Regions from separate parts of the Homo sapiens genome. Here region 2 is linked to region 1. Evidence: chromatin contacts called from ENCODE Hi-C data. All regions are on one chromosome and are shown on one strand. The core of a region is the stretch at or near the end of the contact, and the rest is flanking DNA. Distances in the headings are between cores, read along the strand shown.

Region 1 (5,830 bases), core at 2,713-5,212:
AGCCTCCTGAGTAGCTGGCATTACAGGCATGCACCACCACACCCAGGTGTTTTGTATTTTTAGTAGAGATGGGGTTTCTCCATGTTGGTCAGGCTGGTCTCAAACTCCCGACCTCAGGTGATCTGCCCGCCTCGGCCTCCCAAAATACTGGGATTACAGGCACGAGCCACAGCGCCCAGTTCTTAAACTAAGAAAACAATGAAGTTTGCCACATAGATTGACTCTTCCTTTCTTGAAGATTTCCCTGTAGCATATGATGCTGTTTGATAGCATTTTACTCACAGTAGAACTTCTTTCAAAACTGGAGTAATCTTCTCAAACCCTACTACTGCTATCAACCAAGTTAATGCAATATTCATAATCTTTTGTTGGCATTTCAACAGTGTTCACAGCATCTTCACCAGGAATACATTCCATCTCAAGAAACCACATCCTTTACTCATCCATAAGAAGCAACTTCTCATCCATCCAAGTTTGATCATGAGGTTGCAGCAATTCAGTCACACCTTCAGGCTCCACTTCTAGTTCTCTTGCTATTCCCACCACATCTACAGTTACTTTCTCCACTGAAGTCTTGAACCCCTTAAAGTTATCCATGAGGATTGGAATCAACTTCTTCCAAACTCCTTTTAATTTTATAGTTTGATCTCCCATGAATCATGAATAATCATAATGGCATCTAGAATGGTAAATCCTTTCCGGAAGATTTCCATTTACTTTGCCCAGATCCATCAGAATCACTATCTATGGTGGCTATAGCTTTACAAAATGCATTTCTTAAATAATGAGACTTGAAAGTCAAAATTATTCCTTGATCCAGGGGCTGCAGAATGAATATTGGGTTAGCAGGCATAAAAACATTTATCTCCTTATAAATCTCCATCAGAGCTCTTTGGCAATGAGTTGCATTGTCAATGAGCAGTAAAATTTTGAAAAGAATTTTTTTTTTTCTGAGCAGTAGGTCTCAACAGCAAGCTTAAAATATCCAGTAAACCATGCTGTAAACCAATGTACTGTCATCCAGGGCTATGTTGTTCCACTGATACAGCACAAACAAACTCTATTTAGCATAGTTTTTTAGGGCCCTAGGATTTTCAGAATGGGCAAATGAGCATTGGCTTCAACTTAAAGTCACCAGCTGCATTATCCCCTAACAAAAGATTCAGCCTGTTCTTTGAAGATTTGAATCCAGGCATTGACTTCTCTCTAGTATGAAAGTCCTAGATGGTATCTTCTTCCAGTATGAGGCTATTTTGTCTATACTAAAAATCTGTTGTTCATTGTAGCCACCTTCATCAATGATCTTAGCTAGATCTTCTGGATAACTTGCTGCAGCTTCTGCTTTGGGACTTTCTGCTTCACCTTGCAGAAATCTCCATAGGCTTCACGTTTTCTTCTGCAGCTTCCTCACCTCTCTCTGCCTTCATAGAACTGAAGAGTGTTAGGGCCTTGCTCTGGATTTGGCTTTGACTTAAGGGAGTGTTGTCACTGCTTTGATCTTCTATCCAGACCAATAACACTTTCTCCATATCAGCAAGAAAACTATTTTGCTTTCTTATCATTTGTGTGTTCCCTGTAATATCACCTTCAATTTCCCTTAAGAACTTTTTCTTTGCATTCATGACTTGGGTAACTGTTTGGTGTAAGAGGTCTAGCTTTCAGCCCTTCTTGGCTTTCAACATGGCTTCCTCACTAGGCTTAATAATTTCTAGCTTTGAATTTAAAATGAGGAACATGCAAATCTTCCTCTCACTTAAACACTTAGAGGTCACTGTAGAATTATTAATTGGCCTAATTTCAATATTGTTGTGTCTCAGGCAACAGGAAGGCCCGAGGGGGAGAGAAAGAGAGGGAGAGAGAGAGATGGGGGAATGACCAGTTAGTAGAGCAATGGAGCAATCAGAACACACAATTACACTTATTAAATTCTCTGTCTTACACGGGTGCAGTTTGTGGTACCCCAAAACAATTACAACAGTAACATCAAAGATCACTGAGTACAGATCACCAAAACAGATAAAATAATCATGAAAAACTTTGAAATATTGCAAGAATTACCAAAATGTGGCACAGAGACACAAAATGAACACACAGTATTGGAAAAATGGTGCTGATAGACTTGCTTGACACAGGTTTGCCACAAACCTTCAATTAAAAAAAAAAAGCAGTATCTGCAAAGTGCAGTAAAGCAGAGTGCAGTACAACAAGTATATCTGTACCTTATTTTGTTTGTTTAATCCTCCTTAAAAACCCATTGATGTAGGTAAGGTATTTGGCAGATGACAAAACTAAGGTATGTGGTGAATAAGCAGTTACGGGCAAAACATGGCAGAGTTTACTGCCAAAATGAATGATCTCCACTTCTAGCCACTTCTGACTCAAGCTGCCCTTCTAGGTTTAGACCACTCTCCCCAGTGAAAGATCAACAAGACGGGCTCCTGGGAAATGCCAAAGAGGCTTTGTTGCCTTGGGTTCAGGGGTCAAAGGTCTAGGCTGTTCCTTAAGTCTTTTTGATGTCTTTTTTTAACATTTTTGGACCCAAGGGTGGGTTTGGCTTAGCTCCATACTCCACGTTTGCTTGCCATTTGAACTTCAGAGATGAAAGGCAGATCCCATAGCACTTAAGAGATTTTCCAGAACACTAGCTGGTCAGGGCAGAGCTAAACCTAAACGCAGGCCATCTACTTCCTACTGCTGAGCTAGTGCCCTCTGGAAGCATTGGCATATGGTGGTGGCCTCTGCTGCCCTGGCTAACTTGAGTCAGGGTCAGGGTCTTCCTACCTGTAACCCCTTCATCCCCACCCCAGGCACTGAAGCCCCACCATCTGTTTATGAGGCGGGTGGCCACAGAGATAGGCTGATGGTGAGGGGGTTTCACACACTGCGGTAACTAAGGCCTGAGCCCCACCCACTCTCCACCCCTGCGCTTAGTCCCACTTGACAGATAGAAGATCCTATTGTCCCTGAGCACTGTTAAGGGCTGAACTTTGTCCTCCAAAATCCATGTTGATGTCCTAACACCTAGTACCTCAGAACGTGACTGTATTTGGAGATAGGGTCTTTAAAGAGGTATTAAGGGTAAACGCAGTCATTAGGGTGGGCCCTACTCCAATATGACTAGCGTCCTTATAAGAAGAGGAAATGTGGATGTGGACACAGCCACACGCTGAGGGAAGACCCATGTGAAGACACAGAGAGAAGGCAGCCATCTGCAAGCCAAGGAGAGAGGCCTCCGAAGCAACCAAGTCTGCCAACACCTTGATCTTGGACTTCCAGCCTCCAGAATAGTGAGAAAATAAATTTCTGTTGTTTAAGCCCCCTGTACTTTGTCATGGCCGCTTTAGTAGACTCATGCGGGCACTTGCTGTAGACGCTGACCCCCTTGACCCTCCCTCGCTGCCCCTGCATTCTCCTCCACACACCCCTGAGCCCCAGCCCCAGATTCATCAAGTCCTTAGAGTCAGGAGAGTGGGCTCCATAAATCTGCAGCTACATTTTCCCATTTCAGGGCCTTTGAGGAGTGCTGGTTTGTGCTTCAAAGTGGGCCAGGGAAGGATAAACTGCCTTTGGAGCATTTGAGAGATTGAGGAGAGAACAGGAATCACCCAGAAAACAGACTGACGAATATTTTGAGTTAGAATCCTGCCACCCATGACAAGTCAGCTCCCACCCCTCCAGAGTCTCCAGCTAGAGCACTTGCAGTAAGAGTTCAGTGGGCCTTTCCAGGCAGCCAGGCATGTGCTGCCCTCCGGATTCATTAACAGGGTTTCTTGGGGTCAGAGGAGGTGCCAAAGCCCTGAGAGAAGCCAAGCCCCAGAGGACTCCCAAGTTCTCCCCGCAGACTCATATTCCTCTTGTAGGTGGGAAAGGGACGGAGAGGTGCAGGGGGAACGCCCTGTTCCACATGCCGTATTTACTCTGGGCATGGCTAATGACTCCAGGGCCTTATCATTCGGCCCTCAGACTGGGCTGGGCAGGTCTGAGAGTTAGGGAAAGTCCGTTCCCACTGCCCTCGGGGAGAGAAGAAAGGAGGGGGCAAGGGAGAAGCTGCTGGTCGGACTCACAATGAAAACGCTCCTTCTTTTGCTGCTGGTGCTCCTGGAGCTGGGAGAGGCCCAAGGATCCCTTCACAGGTGAGAAGACGTCCCCGCACTGTGTTCAGCTGGGTAGTCCCATGCCCTGCAACTCAGGGCTGCTCTGGGGTAGGAAAGCTGATGGGGAGGTGAAGAGGAGGAGAAGCTGAGGGCTTGCGTCAATGCATGGAAGAGACTCATCCAGTGACCGCCTGTGTATGGCCTTAATCTCCAGTCCTCAACAAGTCATCCTCCTGCCTCCACCTCCACGGAGGTGCCTTCCCAAGTCCCAGGGGTCTTCTTGTGTTGCAAAAGAGCAGGAACCTGCAGTTGTGGTTTGTAGCTCAAAGCGCCCCAGGACTTCCCCAGGGGACTGACCATCACTGTCCCCAAGAGTTTTTCTGTCCCTTTAAATCAGCCCTTCGTGATGTTCATGTAAAACTGTAGACCGCCCCACATCTCCCATTTTCCTAGATCTCAAAGACCTCAGCTCCAGGAGGGGAGCCATTTCCACTCTAAGATTCTAAGACTCTATAGGGCAGAGATGAGGCCGGGCAGGCTGAGTGGCAGAGAGGACGCTGATCCCACCTGTATCCTGCGTGCTGTCTTGCAGATCCCCCCCTCCCACCCCATCTTCTCTAGTTGGCCCCTGAGAAAATGGGACGAGAATGGGGGGAAGAGGGAGGCAGAAGTACATCTCCTGCTTACATGGGGGTTTGTCTCCAGGGTGCCCCTCAGGAGGCATCCGTCCCTCAAGAAGAAGCTGCGGGCACGGAGCCAGCTCTCTGAGTTCTGGAAATCCCATAATTTGGACATGATCCAGTTCACCGAGTCCTGCTCAATGGACCAGAGTGCCAAGGAACCCCTCATCAACTACTTGGATGTGAGGCCTCCTGGGGTCAGGGCTGGGGAGAGGTGGGAGCGGGAGGAAGGCCCAGCATTAGGGCATGGCCAGTGCCACATCAGTAGCACCGAAGGCCATTGTGGATTTCTTCACTTGGATGATGATCCATGGGGACTGATTCCCTGGGTCCCCATGGAGTTGGCTAAGCAGGCCCCCATGTACCCAAATGTCAGAGTTCTCTGCAGAAGGAAAGGGCTGGGAGTGAAAGCATCATCCCACACTGAAGGCCCCTGCTTCTGCTCTCAGCTGGGCAGCTTACTGGCTGTGTACCCTTAGGCAAGTTACTTAACCTCTCCCAGCCCCAGTTCCCTGGTCTGTAAAACAGATGGTTCTTCCTCCACTGCCTCTCCTACAATGTATTTATAAGAATCAGGTTAGTGCAAGTAAAATCAAATGAAGTAGCCAGAGGCTTGGTTTGATTTCCTCCTTCATGGCCATTTCTCTGCTCCTTTTACCTTTTATTTTCCAGCGTTGCCACTTCCTAGGCTCTGTAAACTCCAGTCTGTATTACCCCAGGCTCTGGCCCCTGGGAGCTTTCCCCTGGCTTCCTGGTGAGCACCCTTGTCCCTCCCCACCACCCACACCCTCTTTCCTTCTCACTCTTCCTTGCAGATGGAATACTTCGGCACTATCTCCATTGGCTCCCCACCACAGAACTTCACTGTCATCTTCGACACTGGCTCCTCCAACCTCTGGGTCCCCTCTGTGTACTGCACTAGCCCAGCCTGCAGTAAGTGGGGCCAGGAGCACCAGCAGAGAATGTCTGGGGGCTAGTCCTGGGAGGCCAAGCCTGGTACTCTGGGGAAGGGGGGCTTAGGTTCCAGAAACTGGCCATCCCTGCCACACCAGCTTC
Region 2 (5,325 bases), core at 8-2,507, 390 kb before region 1:
CTATAAGCAAAGTTTGGCCCTCAATGCCCAAACTTGTTTAGTCTGAGTCCTTTCGGTGGTGAGGAAGAAGAATAGAAATTATCTAACCAGCTTTCTTCACATAAAAGAAAATGTCTTAAAAGCCATAAGATTGTGCTGGGCCCGGTGGCTCACACCTGTAATCCCAGCACTTTGGGAGGCCGAGGCCGGCAGATCACCTGAGGTCAGGAGTTTGAGACCAGCCTGGCCCAGATGGTGAAACCTCGTCCCTACTAAGAATACAAAAAAATTAGCCAGGCATGGTGGTGGGCACCTGTAATCCCAGCTATTCAGGAGGCTGAGGTGGTAGAATTGCTTTAACCTGGGAGGTGGAGTTTGCAATAAGCCAAGATCACACCACTGCACTCCAGCCTGGGTGACAGAGCAAGACTCCATCTCAAAAAAAAAAAAAAAAAAAAAGTCATAAGATCAGCCAGGCATGGTGGCTCACGCTTGTAATCCCAGCACTTTGGGAAGCTGAGGTGGGTGGATCACCTGAGGTCAGGAGATTGAGACCAGCCTGGCCAACATGGCAAAACCCCATCTCAACTGAAAATACAAAACTTACCCAGGCGTGGTGGCACGTGCCTGTAATCCCAGTTACTGGGGAGGCTGAGGTGGGAGAATCCCTTTAATCTAGGAGGTGGAGTTGGCAGTGAGCCGAGATGGCACCACTCCACTCCAGCCTGGGTGACATAGCAAGACTCCATCTCAAAAAAAAAAAAAAAAAAGAAGTCATTAGATAAAAGATTAGAGAAAAAAATTAATCATCTGGGAAATCATCCAAGGCAGGAAAAGGACAGGGCAAAAAAGGTGGGTAGGAGGTTCTGGTATAATAAGAAGTGAGGCTCCAATTCCTGGGGCCAATGAGCCAAGGAGTATTGCACACTTTCCTAAACTTTGCAGTTTGTCTAAAGAGTGCTCAAGAATTTATTTTAAAATGTCAGATCTCTGTGTAAGTACAGGCTTGCCTGTAACTGATGTTAGCACATATTCCCTGCAGCTTCTCCCTTCCACTCCCTCCTATCTTTAAGTGAGGAGATTAGATTAGTGGGGCAGGGAGGGGGGGGCGGCATTCAGAGGCATCCCCAACCTGGGAATCCCATTAATCATAGGATGCTGAGAGTTGGGCAGGAAATCTGGGCAGGGTGCCAAAAAACCCTGGGGAAGCTTCTCTTTCAACCTCCACCTTCTGTTTGACAGTTGAGGAGAGAAAGTCCAGAGTGCCGGTCCAGTTCTCTGCCTTGCTACTTTCCAGGGTCTGGTTAAAATCATTCTATGAGACAAGACAGTCCATTCAGCACCAAGGCCTCAGCATAGCCACACGAGAGAGGGCTGCCACTTAAACAGCATTAGGAGCTTTCAAAGCAGAAGGAAACTGATGCTCTTTCTGGAAGCTATAGAAAGCAGCAGTCTGTCCATCCCTCCTGCATTTGAGGATTCTCTCCTCTCAGAGCAGCTGCGTATCTCATCTCACAGCTCCCTACCTTCTTGCTCCAGTCTCAGTGCTGCCTCAGAGGAGCTAGGAGTTTTAACAAAGTGTCTGGAGAATAAATAACCCCTCAGCCTCTCTACCCTAGTCGTGGCAGAGGAGGCGAGGGTGGAGGGACTGGGTGGAGAGCAGGCACGCTCCATTTAAACAACTAGATGATACACGTTAGTGCTTCATTAAGCATTGGCCTTTCCCCATTACTCAAGCAGTCATTTGGGGTGTGTGCTTCCACATCCAACAAGCCAAGAAAAGAAAGGCATTCATACAACAAGATCGGGTCCACTTGGCTGAGGATGGAGGCGTGTGCTCAGCAAGAAAGCTCCAGCTGGCCTCACTGTCAAGCCTCTAGCAGAGGGTTCCCACACTCACTTTCTCCCAGGGTTTTCTGCAGAAGGTCATGCTTGGCTTGTAACTTGGTGATGAGGTTCCTGCCCTCCAGGTACTCTTTCATTTTCTGTAAGAGAGGAGGAGGAAAAAGAGCAATCAGACTCCTGAAGAAGAAGAAAAAAATCACAGATGCTCAGCTGGACAATTCCCCTATATAGAGGTCATTTGGTTTCTGACCCAATTTCCACCAGTCAATTTTTTAATTTCTTTAAGGCACTGATCATATGGGCAGCTGTTGATTTTCATGGTGGATTAATATCCTTCTCCAGGTTTTTTCTGGGAGTTCTATGATGGCCAGTATAAAGAAATTGTTTCCTAGAGCCCCTCTCCTGCAGTTTCACTGAGGAAGAGCAGGGAGGGTAGATGAACTTATTGAGCCCTGGTCTTCTTGGTGTGAGGACACACACCTGCTATCTGTCACCTCCACTGACATCCCACCCTGCCCTGGCCCCTCGGTGGGAGGAGGGGGGGACATTCCATCACACCAGGAGCAGTGCCAATGGCAGGCTCAGTCCCTGCCTCAGCTGCAAGCCCAGGATGTGGAGCATCTTTGAGCCATATCCTCAACAGCTTCCTTCTCTATTCTGCATGGAGTCTTTATGGAAAGCTTCGGATTTCTGAGCACTCAGCGGAAGGGGCTGACATCCCCGACTTGCATACACACATCCAGGTCTAAATACAAGATGAAGTTTTGGAAATGTGATCCCACCTGCTCTCACAGTCAAAATATGATTGCTGTGCTGCACTTTCAGATTTGTTCTCTCTCAACCCTCGTCTGCCCAGTGAGAGACCGTATGTCCCCAGACAATTCACTGAATCTTCAAAACAACCCTAGGAACTATCATCATCATCATCATTTCCATTTTACACATGAGAGCACTGAGGTTTCGAGAGTTTAATTAAGTTGCTCAAGGTCAAACAGTTAGTGAGTGGTAAAGTTAGTATCCAAATACAGGCAGTTTGACAATACAGCATGTGCTCTTAACCATTACGACAAAATGCCCCATCCATCATGGTACAGAGCAGGAGAAGGAGAGAAGCAGAACTAAATTTTGTAGTATTAATGCTTTATGCATGCAGCAACATAGCAGGTTTTAGAGCACTTCACCGCATATTCTCTCATTCGACTCTAACAATAAATAACTGTATGGCACATAGGGAAGATATTATTTCCTTATTACAGATAAGATTATCTCAGGGGAGGGGAGGTATCAAATAAATTGCTGATCATTGCAAGCTAGCAAGTGGTAGTGTCAGGCCCAATCTAAGGCCTTTGGACTTTTAACACAGTATCTTTTCCGCTCTCCTCCACAGCCTTTCTTGGGGGTCTTAGTTTGCCTTGATCACCTCCTGCTGCAGTGGTTCATCCTCCAGATCAGGGGCTATCTGCCTAAGTCTGAACTCAGAAGTCAAATGGCCAGGTTTCCCAAAGTGTGATCCGTGAATTACTGGTGATATATGAGATCACTGAGGTAGATAGGTGGATGCACCATTTTAAATGGTAATAGTTCTGTCTGTCTTTTAATGTATATTAAGTAAAACATATAATTATACATCAAACCTTTGATTTCATGGATTGCCACTTAGGATTAAGAGTGATAGAAAGAGAAGGTGAACAGAGCCAGGTGCAGTGGCTCAGGCCTATAATCCCAGCACTTTTGGAGGCTGAGACAGATGGATCACTTGAGGACAGGAGTTTGAGACCAGCCTGGCCAACATGGTGAAACCCCATCTCTAACAAAAAAATACAAAAATTAGCCGGGCATGGTGGTGGTGAGTGCCTGTAATCCCAGCTACTCGAGAGGCTGAGGCGGGAGAATTGCTTGAACCTGGGAGGCGGAGCTTGCAGCGAGCCAAGATTGCACCACTGCACTCCAGCCTGAGCGACAGAGCAAGACTCTGTCTCAAAAAAAAAAAAAAAAGAAAGAAAAAGAAAAGAAAAGTGAACAAATGTGAGTTACTTTTACTCTATACTTTTCTGTACAGTGTGAACTTTTAACTAAGAGCTTGCATCTGATTCTCTCTCTTGTTTAAAAACAAAAGAAAAATCTGCTTTCTCTGGGATGCAGTCCCTAGCCCTCCCATGTTCACCCAGATGGTCCTGTGTGTACCATGCAAATCTCCATGACAGCACTTCTCATACAGCCCTGTCACAGAGGGTTTATTACTCATGTGTCTTTTTCTTCAGACTGCCTCCTCTCTATGGTCAGAGACCATGTCATTCATTATCCTTTGCATCCCTGATACTACCACGCCTAGCAGATAGCAGATACTCAATAAATGCATGATGAATAAATGAATGAGCAGTCTCACTCTCCTCTGGGTAGACCCTTCCTCAGCAGTTACAAACCAAGCCCCTAGTGTGCCCGTACTCTCTAAATTAAAAATAAAACAAGCCAAAACCAAATCTTACACCAAATCATTTCTACTGCCTTATTCATGATCTGTTCCCTCTGTCCTTTTATGCTTTTGCACAAGAACTTCTGCAAGGAAAGAGGCTCTGTTATCACCTTCCCTTTTCCATCTGCTCCAGATGCCAGCTCACCTGCTGTCATTCTTCCCGGGGTAATATCCAAATCCCCAACCAATGCCTAATTGTGGGTTTGGAACAGTACTTTAGGGCCCAGAGGTGGAAAGCCTTCAGGAAATATCCATTGCCAACAATGCAAGCCTCAAAAGCCTCTCTCTTTGGAAGGTTATCCCAGGAGACTCTAAAGGTTTCCTAATGAGGAAAATTCACCAAGAAGCTGTAACCTTCAAAACAAGACCAGACTGCTCAGAAAACAGCCACAGTTCTCAAAGGAGATGGATACAAATTCCTTCCTCTCACTACTTGTGATTCCAGAAATCATTTTTTAAATTCATGTTCACAATTCATTAGTTAACTCTGGCTATCACTTGATGAACCATTAAAATAAATAACAATCTGGTAAAGATGTATGATGGATTACCTCTTCGGGTTTCATTAAATCCTGAAGGATCATAACTGTGTCAAGGTATGAACTGTATCCCTAATACTGGCGTGGAAACCACAGTTGGGAGTTTTCCATCCAGGTAAGCCAGGTATGGAAAGGTAAAGGCATCTCAGAGTCTGCAGGCACGTTATTTTATTTATCACTCCCCTATCCCACCCACAAGTCAGCACTTATCCATATGAGAGACTCGTTGGGGATAAGTGACCTTGTCTTTAATTGGTGGAAGTGAGTTAGAAGGTTTCTGTTGCTGTTGGACAGACAACACAGAGAAAGGAGCTGAGACCGCTGAAGAATGCAAGGGAAGAATAGGTGGCTTTTAATGACTTCTGGAGATCACGGGGGCCAGGAAAAGGGCTGCTTATAATCTCCAATCTCAAAATCCCTTCCTTGGGCAATGAGGATCACTCTCCTTACTTAGGGCATGTTCCAATATTAGGTAGTTCTTTTTCCTTC

Evidence for each region. Hi-C counts contacts between places; a loop is a spot of excess contacts on that map.
Region 2: a map with no recorded cell type shows a loop between it and region 1 (2.3-fold over the local background). The contact joins the enhancer-like site here to the promoter of CTSE in region 1. A Hi-C loop is called at or near these places in 2 of 37 single-sample maps with no recorded cell type.

Annotation. Positions count from the first base shown.
Region 1 is chr1:206,022,027-206,027,856 of GRCh38, reverse strand. CTSE (cathepsin E) reads left to right here and starts at 3,962. Exons shown (of 9, transcript NM_001910.4): 1 at 3,962-4,133; 2 at 4,800-4,956; 3 at 5,590-5,707. The coding sequence starts at 4,066.
Region 2 is chr1:206,412,528-206,417,852 of GRCh38, reverse strand. It overlaps SRGAP2 (SLIT-ROBO Rho GTPase activating protein 2), which reads right to left. Exons shown (of 23, transcript NM_015326.5): 11 at 1,880-1,964. Among named protein-coding and RNA genes, the nearest start is that of IKBKE, 55 kb to the left of the region's middle. Within about 2 kb of position 1,257, at least 2 of the 41 ENCODE cell types and tissues checked have a DNase peak (open chromatin) inside an H3K27ac peak, as active enhancers do.